Linked DNA regions of Homo sapiens: region 1 is linked to region 2. Evidence: chromatin contacts called from ENCODE Hi-C or POLR2A ChIA-PET data. All regions are on one chromosome and are shown on one strand. The core of a region is the stretch at or near the end of the contact, and the rest is flanking DNA. Distances in the headings are between cores, read along the strand shown. Region 1 has its middle 400 kb from the start of KCNJ2. Region 2 has its middle 140 kb from the start of KCNJ2.

Region 1 (6,052 bases), core at 3,196-5,695, 250 kb before region 2:
ACAAGGCTGCTTTTCTAATGAATCAAGAAAATTAATACAAGATTGTTTTGCTTAACCATTCAATGTCCCATACTGGAAGTCAGAAAGTCTAAGGGAATCTTCTTTGGTATATTTGAAAAGTCTAGGTCATATATTTTGCCTGGAACTCCTTATGGAGAACTATGCTTGCCATTTTTAGAAAATAACTGTGGTTACTTGGGCCAGTGTCAGGGCAACACTTTCCAAAATACAATGACAAGGAAGATTTACAAGTCTCAAAGATATTTGAAGTTGATGGAGTCTGTAGCTACTTAAAGATCAGCAGCTTGTATTAGATTAAATAGAATTGGGTTATGATCTGGGCCCACTGATTGTGAATATTCCGAACTCACTCATTTTCTTTCCTGATCTCAAATGCCATGATGCCTAATCTTTCCCATTGCAGTCCTTCTTCTCTAGATATAGGTTGCTCAGCCTTCTTAAAACTGTCACCTACCATTGCATATTACTCTCTGGACATTGATTGACAAGCACAGGATGCAGTGACATTATTATTGTCTATTATTAAATGGGCAATACATATAGGTAAACCAGCATATGCCAAGCCATTACTAAAGGGTCAATAAATGTGAGTCGTTCTTATCACATGCTCCCCACTGCTCTTGCTTAGCTGTTGAATCAGTCTTTTATGTATAATGCTGATTGTCAAATAAAATCTCTACTTTGGGCTTTTAGTATTCTCTGGGGGGGATTATTTTTCTTTTTTTTCTACTTTTATTTTAGGTTCGGGGTACATGTGCAGATTTTTTACATGGGTCAATTGAACTCTTCTCAATTCAATCTTCACCTAATCTGTATTTCAGCAGTTGATTCCTTGGACACAAAATAAAGAATTTTCCATGAGTCATTTCTAATTTCCAAGGTGGGTGGATCACCTGAGGTCAGGAGTTCAAGACCAGCCTGGCCAACATGATGAAACCCTGTCTCTACTAAAAATACAAAAAATTAGCCGGACACGGTGGCAGGCACCTGTATTCCCAGCTACTTGGGAGGCTGAGGCAGGAGAATCACTTGAACCCGGGAGGCACAGGTTGCAGTTTGCTGAGATAGCGCCACTGCACTCCAACCTAGGCGACAAGAGCAAAACTCTGTCTCAAAAAAAAAAAAAAAAGTAAAGACTGAGCTACTGAGCTATTCAAATTGTTAAAATTATTGCCTACATCATTCTCAGCAAACTATCGCAAGGACAAAAAACCAAACACCGCATATTCTCACTCATAGGTGGGAATTGAACAATGAGAACACTTGGACACAGGAAGGGGAACATCACACACCAGGGACTGTTGTGGGGTGGGGGGAGAGGGGAGGGATAGCATTAGGAGATATACCTAATGCTAAACGACGAGTTAATGGGTGCAGCACACCAACATGGCACACGTATACATATGTAACAAACCTGCACGTTGTGCACATGTACCATAAAACTTAAAGTATAATAATAATAAAATTTTAAAAAAATATTTCCTACTTGATGTTATAAAGTACTACCCAAGCTTCAAAGAAGAGATACATGACATCATCAAGCTGAATACGCATGCTGTTTTGTGTTTTGTGGCTTCCTTCATAGTACTTAGCATAATTCTGAGTATGTTACACAGTATGCTTAAGCGCTTTTTTGAGGATGAATGAATTAGATGGATTAAAAAGGAACAGTGAAAGAGTGAACCAAGAATTGAAGAGGACTCTCTACGGTAACGTCCTACAGACAAGGGACAGATTCTCAAAATCCTGGATAAATGTTTTGGGGGCAGAGATTTACTGTATAAGAAACTGAGATGACCACATTTAAAACTGAGAGGGTTTTTCAAGATATAGGAAATACATTTCAGTTCAATTACAATCAGACAAAGTAAAATGTTCAAAGCATTCTTCTCTTTAATTCCCCTGATGTCTTAAAATTACTTTCTTCTTACATTTTCCATAAATTATTATTAAATCTATCATACATGGTAAACTGGATTATAAAGAGATGTTTTCTCCTTATATAAGTGACGGTCTTCACAAACAGAAAAATAAACTATGCCATAGATGTCATAACAGGTCTGTGCTCTTATCAATTCGACACTGCTTAGAACTGATAAAAATAGAAAACTAAAACACAATGGCTTAAATAGATTAGAAGTTTATTTTTCTCTCACATAAATTAAGTTTAGAAGTAGACAACCCAAAGCTAGCACGCAAGCACATGGTGATTGAAAACTCAGGCTCCTTGTAGCTCTTCTTTCACTGTTTCTTGTGCTTTCAAATTGGCCTCCTTATTCCAAAAGAGAGGAGCAAAATGAACTTTTCACACAAATCTACTCTCATGGAGCTTTCTGGAAGCCCTCATTCATGGGACACTCATTCATATTTCATTGGCTAAAGCCTAATCGCACGGTCACCTGCAACCTCAAGTGAGGCTAGGAAATATTTTTAAGGTAAATCACTGTCTCCTCCAACAAACTGAAGGAATGTTAATAAAAAATGTCAGTAGAAACTAGCAGGGAACGTTTGCGCCTTACGTGTTGTCTTTTTTTTTCTTTATTTGAATGTTTACGTTAATCTATCCCCTTTATTTTTTCTGGAACCTGCTGTAGAAGTGGCTCTTTTCTGGAGCATGACAGCTATTGAGGAACCTGGTTGCCAACCAACTTTGCCTCGCGTAGCCCTAGCAGTTGACTTGCTGCTCAATATGGGCCTTCGCTGTGGTGTCATTCTTCTTTCGATTATGCTATAAATCATTTATCATTTCACATAATTTAATTCACAAAATAAAAAGCACTCAAAAGTACTATAAGATTATTCCACAATTGCTTATCTTTACTAATCTCTTTCCATCTACTCTTGGTTATTCATTCATTGTCAACTCTATTTGACTCCATTTATGAATTATTTTCAATTAGTAAATATTCCTAGAAGTAAATTTAAAATATATATATTTTTCTCAATGACACAAAGAAAAAGGAAACTCTATTTGTCTTTCATTAAGTTACTTGGCCCACACACGACTGTCTACATTATACAATTTTAAGGTACAATTTGTTTAACGCTCTAGAATCACAATGGCCATCTTGGCAAATCCCTCATCCAAAGTATGTATCTCATTTGAAGACTCCCAGGCTTTTTTTCCCTAATATTTTCAAATTTGATTTACTTCCTGCTTGAAGAGGCAGAAATTTCCATTTTTGGATGCTTCATAATTGGAAGTTCTTCTTATAACAACTTGCTCTGTCACTGTTACTACTAGCCTTGCTTCCATTTATATTCTGGGCATTTGACTGAACTGAGTCATGCACTTGGATGATGTGAGATCACATAAAAAATTAGTTTCCTGAGTGAGTACTATGGTCCATAATGTCTGTACTGTTTATATATTCTCAAGTTTGAAGGTTTCATATACTGGACAGTCTTAATTTGTCCTACACTAACGTTAAACAAAACCAGAACCTTGTGGTAAAGTCTGTTGAAACAACAAAAGTACTTCATTATTTGTAAAATCTCTGGCCCAGAAATATAGTGAATGTCATAGTTAAAAGCTATGTGAGGAATTTCACTTAATAAAATATTCTTACCTCTATAATCTCAGTATTTCTTGCCTATCTACTTCATGCCATTTATTATGTGTAAATTGTCTGACCTTTGTCTGACTTTTTGAACTTAGGATGTTTCTATAATTAAAAAAATATGTCTCAAGAAAATAAAGCGATAAAACTCTTTGTGTCTCTTCTACAACCATATCATATTTGTGTCCATAATGTAACACAAATCACAAATTTGGAGACAAGTTTGTCTGTGTATTACTTGTGTACCTAGGAAAATAATTTATTTTTTTCCATGGATGTTAAGCATTGCTAAGTGAAAAATAGTCCTTCCAGAGTCTCTGGATTATGTTTTTCTATGACATAGTACCCTAGCACTTTCCCTGATGGAACTCACCCTCTTTGCAATGAACTGTAGTCACTTAAGCAATCTTCTTTAAGACTAAATACTAGAACAGATGGTCCAGACACGCATTAAGTTCAGCTGCCCATTCCATAACAACTGTACTGCTTTAAATGATTAGGGGAATTGTGGAAGCCAGGAAATGTTTATTGTTTTGGAAAGAGGGTGGACCAGGATGGGATTTCACTTTCACTTTTTCCTAGAGGAAAGTATTCATCCAACAGATTTTATGTGACATATCAGAACCACAGTCTACATTTGCCAACTGTCAAGACATCCAACGGTTAAGGCAACTGGGAAAGGTAGCAATAAAATAAATTGACTCCCAGCCAAGCAAATGCCAATTATAGTCTGTTTTAAGAGTGCTAGAAAGGATGGCAGAGAGCCAACAGCATGGTAGATGGACAGGGGCTGTTTTAAGGGCACATAACAAAGGCTATGGCCTGTGAAATTCCAAAGAGACATGATTGGCACATTGGCACATATTGTGGGGGGAGGGTGGCCAGGCTCTCCAGGCTCTCTCAAAGATGGGTCTGTGCCAATCAAACAGTTCTTTCATTTATAGTGTGAAGTCTTTATCATGGGAGTTGTGGGACTATGGGAATGGTTTACAGTAGTGCCCTTTTATCCCTGGTTTTGGTTGCCATGGTTTTAGTTACCCACAGTCAACCATGGTCTGAAAACAGGTGAGTACATCACAGTAAGATATTTTGAGAGAAAGAGAGACCACATTCACACAACTTCTATTACAAAATATTGTCATAATTTTTCTATTATTAGTGATTGTTGTTAATCTGTTACTGTGTCCAATTTATACTTAAATTTAGTCATAGGTGTGTATGTATAGAAAAAAAAACAGGGTATATATAGGGTTCAGTACCCACGGCTTCAGGATCCACTGGGGATCTTGGAACATATCCCCCATGGATAAGGGACAACTACTGTATTCTAGGTGTTAGCATGCTTTTAATTAGGAGAATCACAATATACTGATCACTAGCTTGGCTTTGTCAATGGGCAATCAAAACCACATTTGAAGAAGACAATGGGAAAAAAGTGTTCTCTGGTGTGGCTAACTTTCTGGTTCAGAATAAAATGAAGCTACTGCAAACTTCAAAAGGCAACCTGTATCTGGTTACCTTTAGGTAGGCACAAATAATTGTATTGCATTAAAAAGTAAAGATGCAATGGTTCTTACATGATGTCTGAAGGCTTTTGTTTGTTAAAGAGATCATAAGGGTATTTGAATAGCATTTTGGGATTCGGTGGTTCATATTGACTGACGTGTTTTCCTAAATGTAATCCATCAAACTATTGTACTTCATTGAAGAACAAAATCTATTTAATTGGGGGAGATGTTGCAGGGTGTGCATGATAGGTAAAGGATGCCACATTTACAAATAATAAATAAGAACATTCTTTAAGTTGCTTTGCAGGTGAATTTTTATATGGTCTCTATTAGCAAAATTTAAAAATGCAAGGTTAGCACTAAAGTAGAATTCCAACCATGTAAAGCAGAAATGCACTTTATCAAGTACTTCATACATTCAAGTGGAATATCTTAGTAAGTCTTCCCCTGGAAAAAAAGGGAATTTTACTTTCTGAAATATATGCATGCATTCCTGAAAAGCTGCATATAGAATCATTTTTATAGATTAAATACATTATGAAAGTTCGTTACTTACAGGTACATTATAATGATTTGAGGAGAGCTGATATCTCATTCATTGAATCTACTTAAATAAAGCACATTTTTGTGAGGCATATATTTTAGGTTTTATTTCTTTGGTTCAACCAAGATATTCATGCCAATACATAGATAAAATTAGTAAGTGAGAGGACTACTTAGAGGACTTTACATCAACATTATTTTATTAGGTAAGTACAAAGTTAATTATTAATTAATTTTGCCACCCAAAGCATAGATTAAAGATACATAATTTTTCACAAGGTAATAAGACCAAGGCAAGCAATTACGGCAAATGCACCTGAGACAATCTTGCTTGCTCAAGGCATTTTGTACAAAGGAAATAAATGTTCTTTCAATGCTTTGAAATATTGTCAGAATGACGTAGTTGTACAACAAAACATC
Region 2 (6,529 bases), core at 2,535-5,034:
TATATGAGTTTATCTGCTTGCTGCCTAACATGCACTGACATCATTGCATCTTGCTGCCTTCTCACACGCCTCTTCAGCAACATCAAGGACAACAACCAACAAAAAGAATTCACATTTATTGAGTGATGACTGAATACTATGCACTATACTAGGAACTGTATTCATGTTATATACTAAATCCTCAAATCCTGTTTTTAAATGAATTCATTGAGGCTTAGAGAGATTCAGTTAACTCACATTAGGACACAGAACTACCAGGGACAAATCCAGTGTTCAAATCTAGAGCCCAGAGTCCCAGCTGTTTTATGCAAGGCCATCTATGAACATCAGATTTGCATTTCATTTTTCTTGCCTGGAGAATATTTTATTCACGTGTGTTTTATTAGGCATCTCTAGATACAATAAAGATTATGCATGCTGACATATGTATAATCAACTGTTTTAAAAATGAAACTGAAAAATAGATCCAGTCATTCAGACCAGAGAGAGGCTTATAATGACCACAGCATGATTCATCCAAAAATTGTTAATACGTTATGGCCAAAAACTCCAGCTGGTTACAAAAATGATTCAAGGATCAAATATAAACCTAAGCAAATTTGCATCTGAGTCTAAAAAAACACCTGGCGTTTATGCAACTATAGAGACTACTATCCCCACAGTTTTATCTGTAGTGAAGTGCAGCTGGGACCCCAGCGTTGAATAGGTTAATAGAATTGCTTTTGTTTTATTCCGTTGAAATATCTCTCTTTGCTCCCATCATTCTCCATAGATTGTCATGACCGGAGGTAAACTGAACATCTGAAAAGGACCTAATTAACATTGTGCGCAAGTGAAAGAATAAATGAATAAATGAATAAAAGAATGAATGAGTACGGATGCTGAGAACTGAGATGTGGCATTTCCATACTGGCAGAAGCTCCGAAAGAAACAGTCATCACTTCCTGTCCTACTGCACGCAATGTGTTAGGCAGTGCTTTGCTGAAATCCAGAATATAAAGTTAAACTTTATGAGTTAAAAGTTTGAACTTTTGAGCGAGATGTAATTAAGCACAAATTAGTTTGTAGAATCCTAAATGTCAGTGCATCTAAACAAAGTACATCTATGTTTATTTGAAAGCAAAAAACGATGACACATTTTTAGAGAATTAAAATAAACTGATCATTGAAATTGAATTAATTTTTAATGGTAAAATTAATTTGAGTGAAGTAGAAAGAATGCGGCTCATAATGTTTTATTGATGATGCATAAAAATGATCACAAGTCATTACTCATTCACTTGAAAGCCAGCGTTCTTCCAGGAGAATAAATTTCTGTTGTTTTTGTTTGATTGGATTTGATTTATAATTGTGTTCGATTAGGTAATATAAGTAAGTATAAGAAATGTCAAAAGGTTAATCCTCTCATCCTCATCCATTGCTACTTTATTTTTCCTCTAGAGGCTATTATAGTTTCTTTTGTATCCTTTCAGAAAGCTGTATATCTATACTATGCCTATAAATCTACCTATCTAAAACCTAACCATACACGTAGGGTATTTATTACTATAAAAGTCAGCAAGAGATGGTGGATAAAACCTACTTTTCCACAGCTAATTAGAAGGATAGCATTAACTAGAAATACCATTTGACCCAGCAATCCCATTGCTGGGTATATACCCAAAGGATTATAAATCATGCTACTATAAAGACATGTGCACACGTATGCTTATTGTGGCACTGTTCACAATAGCAAAGACTTGGAACCAACCCAAATGTCCATCAATAATAGACTGGATTAAGACAATGTGGCACATATACACCATGGAATACTATGCAGCCATAAAAATGGATGAGTTTATGTCCTTTGCAGGGACATGGATGAAGCTGGAAACCAACATTCTCAGCAAACTCACAAGGACAGAAAACCAAACACTGCAAGTTCTCACTCATAGGTGGGAAATGAACAATGAGAACACTTGGACACAGGGTGGGGAACATCACACAGCAGGACCTGTTGGGGGGTCGGGGGCTGGGGGAGGGATAGCATTAGGAGAAACACCTAATGTAAATGACGAGCTGATGAGTGCAGCAAACCAACATGGCACATGTATACCTTTGTAACAAACCTTCACGTTGTGCACATGTACCATAGAACTTAAAGTATAATTAAAAAAAATTTATGTGGCTATGAATGACAATAAATGGAGCTGATGGAGTATGCATTATTGCTATTATTTAGCCTCTGTACTGGGCAAATAGATTGTATGGTAGTTAAAATCATGGGCTCAAAAACCAGACTCCAGCAATGAGCTGTGTCACTACTCTGTGCCTTGATGTGTAAAATGTGAATTCAAACAGTGATACCTGAGAGGATTACTGAGACAAATCAGGCAAGCAAATTTTAGAACAGGTCAATAAAAATTGATAGGGAAGAGAAAAGAAAGACAGCAAAGGTGGGCCAGTGAGTGTTCAGAAGATGGGTCAGTGAGTGTTCCGGTGTGTGCATGTGTCCTTAAACTCAAGAGTGCTTTGAAAAAAATCTTTATAATTACATTGCCCATTTGCTTTCAGAAAATGAGATTATTTATTCATTTTTCAATCTCAATTCATTTTTCAATTAGAAAGCTCATTTACACATTTGGAATCTGTCACAATCGCAAGGATGTGGAACCAACCTGTGTGCCCATTGACCAATGAATAGATAAAGAAAATGTGGTATATATACACCATGGAATACTACTCAGCCATAAAAAGGAATGAAATAGTGTCTTTTCCACAACTTAGATGCAACTGGAGGCCATTATTCTAAGTGAAATAATTCAGAATACCATTATGTTCTCACTCATAAGTGGGGGCTAAGTTATGAGGATGCAAAAACATCCAGAGTGATATAATGGACTGACTCTAAGGTCTCATGGAGCGGGGTGAAGAATAAAAGACAACATATTGGGTACAGTGTACACTGCTTGGGTAAGGAGTACACTAAAAATCTCAGAATTCACCACTAGAGAACTCATCCAGGTAACCAGCAACCACCTATACCCCCCAAACTATTGAAATAACAAATTCGGAATTTGAGATTTAAAACTTGATTCAAATACATTTCTTATTTTTTTCCAGCAGTGTATTGAAGTAATGAATGAAATCATGTTAGAGTTTTCAAACCTCAAAGGCTTAGACTCTAAGTGGTAGGTCAACAAACTATTGCTTTCCTATGGTTCTAGCTTTTGCACTAATTTACTGCTCCAGGCCATTATGACTTCTTTTTCTTTAGAATCCCATTGTACTTCTTTAACCTTGCTTCATCTGCTCTCTCGCATTTGATGATTAATAATAGAGGACAAAAAATATATATTTTTTAAATACCCAGGTTTCTCATTATCAGCCACAGCGCATCAATATGAAAATCTCTTTAAAGGCAAGAAAAAATGCTTTCAACAGGAACAAGTGGACCTCGAAGCGCACGTCTCTGCCATATCGGTCGTTATCACTACAACCAGCCATGCTTCCATCTCTTTCATATTACCAAATGTAGTGCTGACAGAGAGGTGGGAGAAACTTAACCTTTTGGCAAACAGTAGATAGATATGAAAATAGAACCAAGCAAATATATCCAGTTCCCCATAACCTCTCCTCAAAGGACCTCACTAAAGTTGATATCACCTTGGCTCCCATGACAACCCCGACAAAGATAAATAGGTGTCAAATATGCATTTGCTCCTAAGGCCTCTGGGAATTGCTACCGAACACAAATGTGAAATTCAGGCTGAATTAATCTCCTGATACGCCACTTAAAGAAAAAGCCACAGAATGTGGGCTTGCCAACCTCAGCAGCCGCTAGTCATGCTTCTGTAGGGCTGTCAGCACTCTCTAAAAAAGTAGGTTGATAAAATTAAGCAAGCAGTTTCTGCTGGCATTTTCACACCCCATGAAACACATGTTCTGTTTATAATGCAAACATGACTTCAGAGTTATGGGATCTTTTAAGGATTTATGCTGATTAAAAGATTTCTGATCTCAGGCTTATGGTCTCAAAATGTAAAACTTGGTTGAGCCTACAGCAAGCAAGCTCGGGCTTTTCTCTGAAGAGAAGTTTAGACAAATATCTAGCAAATTTGAGCCACGAAGTTAATCCTTCTACAAAAAGCAGTACTTTCCTTTGCCCTTCGAACACTCTAAAATAAATTTCTGGTCCCCGACTTAACATAGGTGCAACAATCAAATTCTGTTTAGTAGGGGTATTGTCTGCTGTGGAGAGAAAAAGAGCCTAAAGTGGAAGCTATTTTGGGGGTCACTTTTGCTTTTATATAATGTGATGATACCAAATAAAAACAAAAGTATTGTACCTAAGACAAATTCCACCAAATGTATGTATTAGTTACACTCAGTGTAGTACAGTAATTAAGAGTTAAGCTTTAAAATCTGATGGTCTGGCCAGGCATGGTGGCTTACATCTGTAATCCCAGCACTTTGGGAGGCCGAGGCGGGTGGATCACGAGGTCAGGAGATCAAGACCATTCTGGCTAACACGGTGAAACCCCATCTCTACTAAAAATACAAAAAATTAGCCGGGTGTGGTGGCGGGCGCTTGTAGTCCCAGCTACTCGGGAGGCTGAAGCAGCAGAATGGCGTGAACCCAGAAGGCAGAGCTTGCAGTGAGCCGAGATCGTGCCACTGCACTCCAGCCTGGGTGACAGAGCGAGACTCTGTCTCAAAAAAAAAAATAAAATCTGATGGCCTTTATCTGTTGGTCTTATTTTTATCTGGTTTAAAATGGGGACAACAATAGTAGTATATGCTTCACTGAGTACATATGAAGATTAAAGGAAATCATATCTAAAAAGCAAAGCTCACAGCACAAGATGAGACACATATTGCATAGTCCATATATAATAATAAAATATATGCTATATGAATGTAGAATAAAGCAGTCAGTAGGACTCAAGACTTCTAGCATATATTTATTGCACATATTCTGTATCCTGCATGGTAAAATTACTGTCAGGATGGAGAAACTCTAAGGAAAGGAGAGAAAGTTGTAGGTTCACAGAAGATGATAGGTTCTGCAGAAGAACCAATAGTGTAGCAGAGAGATTGCTAAGATTCAATATTCTGTTTTCTCCATGTCTCTGAATGTCAGTACTTTTCTCTCCAGAAAGGAAAAAAGCTGAGAAAATGGTTATATTCATGTTAAATAGAGCTCAGAACAGAAAGAGCTTATAACCTCTTCCTTTGGCCAATAGAGTTAATTCAAATTTTTCCTCCTCCTCTCTTGCTGTTTTAGGTACTAACCCAAAGTCTCAAAATGATACTCTGACTGTCTCCTTGCAGTGTCCTCTGATAGCAAAATGTCAAGTAAAGGGAATAGACATAGGCCAGAAACCTTGGGGGTGAGCCTAGCTGTGCAGCTTATTAGCGCATGACACAAAACCCTCTGATCCACAGCTTCCTCACTGAGCGTGGAGGTTTAGCTGACTTGTGGCTGTTCACATCCAGGCACTTGGCTATCTAAGTACAAAAGAAATTGTTCTTGCTGTATTTTATTATTTTTCCTTTCCAGAAAAGTTATATTTATAAATGTCATAGTACATAGCTGAAAAATGACTGAAAAACTAACCTGAAATTGTGTAGGCTATAATCTCAGGCTGCTTTGAGCTTTTGTTTTAGAGAATTCTGGAGGGCCAGGCTCTGTATTTTTTTTTTAATTTTCACATAATTTGTTCAGAAAAGCACAAGGTGAAAATGCCTCAATCTTGGACAAAGCTGTCCTACTTTCATATAAAAAAGGGAATATTAAAATGTGACAATTGTGATTATTGAGAGAGTTTAGTATAGCTGTGTCCTCGGTCGAAAACACTCCTGTTAAAATCATTGTTTTTTCCATCCAACCTCATAGGTTCTTAGGAAGTCATAGGCAATGGGAATGACTCTTGAAGGTCATTTTTCTTAAATCAACCATACCTTCTCTGTTCACCTTCTATCTAACTCCCCTGTCTTGCTTTCTCTTTAAACTTTACATGACTGAAATGGAATGAATCAACCTACTCTGAAAGCCCATTTCCCAGTCCCCAGTGGGCTCTATTTGAACTTTATTACTTTTAAAGTATACATCATGCTTCCAGTAACATGAAAAGAAAATGACCTCAGAGTGGCAGCCTCTGAGTTTAAAAGATTTGGACTCTAGAGCAGAAAATCTCTTGTTATGCTCCTCAACTGAAAAGGCTGCAAAGCCTCAATGTATGTTGAAGAGTTTTTATTCTCCTGTAAGAAAAAAAAAAAAATAGAGGATGTTTATATCTTTGCTGAAATCCTAAAAAGACCCAGGTAGAAAAGTTTCCATTCCAAGTCTCTGTTCCTGTTGTGTCATTTTAAGTAGAATAAATGAACAGGATCTGATCACAGTCTTGTGAATGTGAAATAACTCTTGAGTGATGGGAAACAGCACAACCACCCCCTTCTGTCTGCATCACTAGTCTCCAGGGGTACCCTGGAACACTGCCCATGGATCATCATTCTTCCCTTCCCATCCCTACGGTTGCTTTGCAAT

What was found. A loop is a pair of places that touch in the nucleus more often than their neighbours do. ChIA-PET counts read pairs that join two places held with the same protein, here RNA polymerase II (POLR2A). Pooled maps may share reads with other maps.
Region 1: a loop to region 2 is called in a pooled map of heart left ventricle, with 4 times the contacts of the local background. The contact joins two enhancer-like sites. A Hi-C loop is called at or near these places in 10 of 168 maps with a recorded cell type or tissue (GM12878, Right ventricle myocardium inferior, Right ventricle myocardium superior and 2 more) and 7 of 50 pooled maps. POLR2A ChIA-PET finds 5 or more read pairs at or near these places in 1 of 52 experiments (OCI-LY7).

What each region holds. Positions count from the first base shown.
Region 1 is chr17:70,561,729-70,567,780 of GRCh38, reverse strand. No RefSeq gene overlaps it. Among named protein-coding and RNA genes, the nearest start is that of KCNJ2, 400 kb to the right of the region's middle. Within about 2 kb of position 4,445, at least 2 of the 41 ENCODE cell types and tissues checked have a DNase peak (open chromatin) inside an H3K27ac peak, as active enhancers do.
Region 2 is chr17:70,307,632-70,314,160 of GRCh38, reverse strand. No RefSeq gene overlaps it. Among named protein-coding and RNA genes, the nearest start is that of KCNJ2, 140 kb to the right of the region's middle. Within about 2 kb of position 3,784, at least 2 of the 41 ENCODE cell types and tissues checked have a DNase peak (open chromatin) inside an H3K27ac peak, as active enhancers do.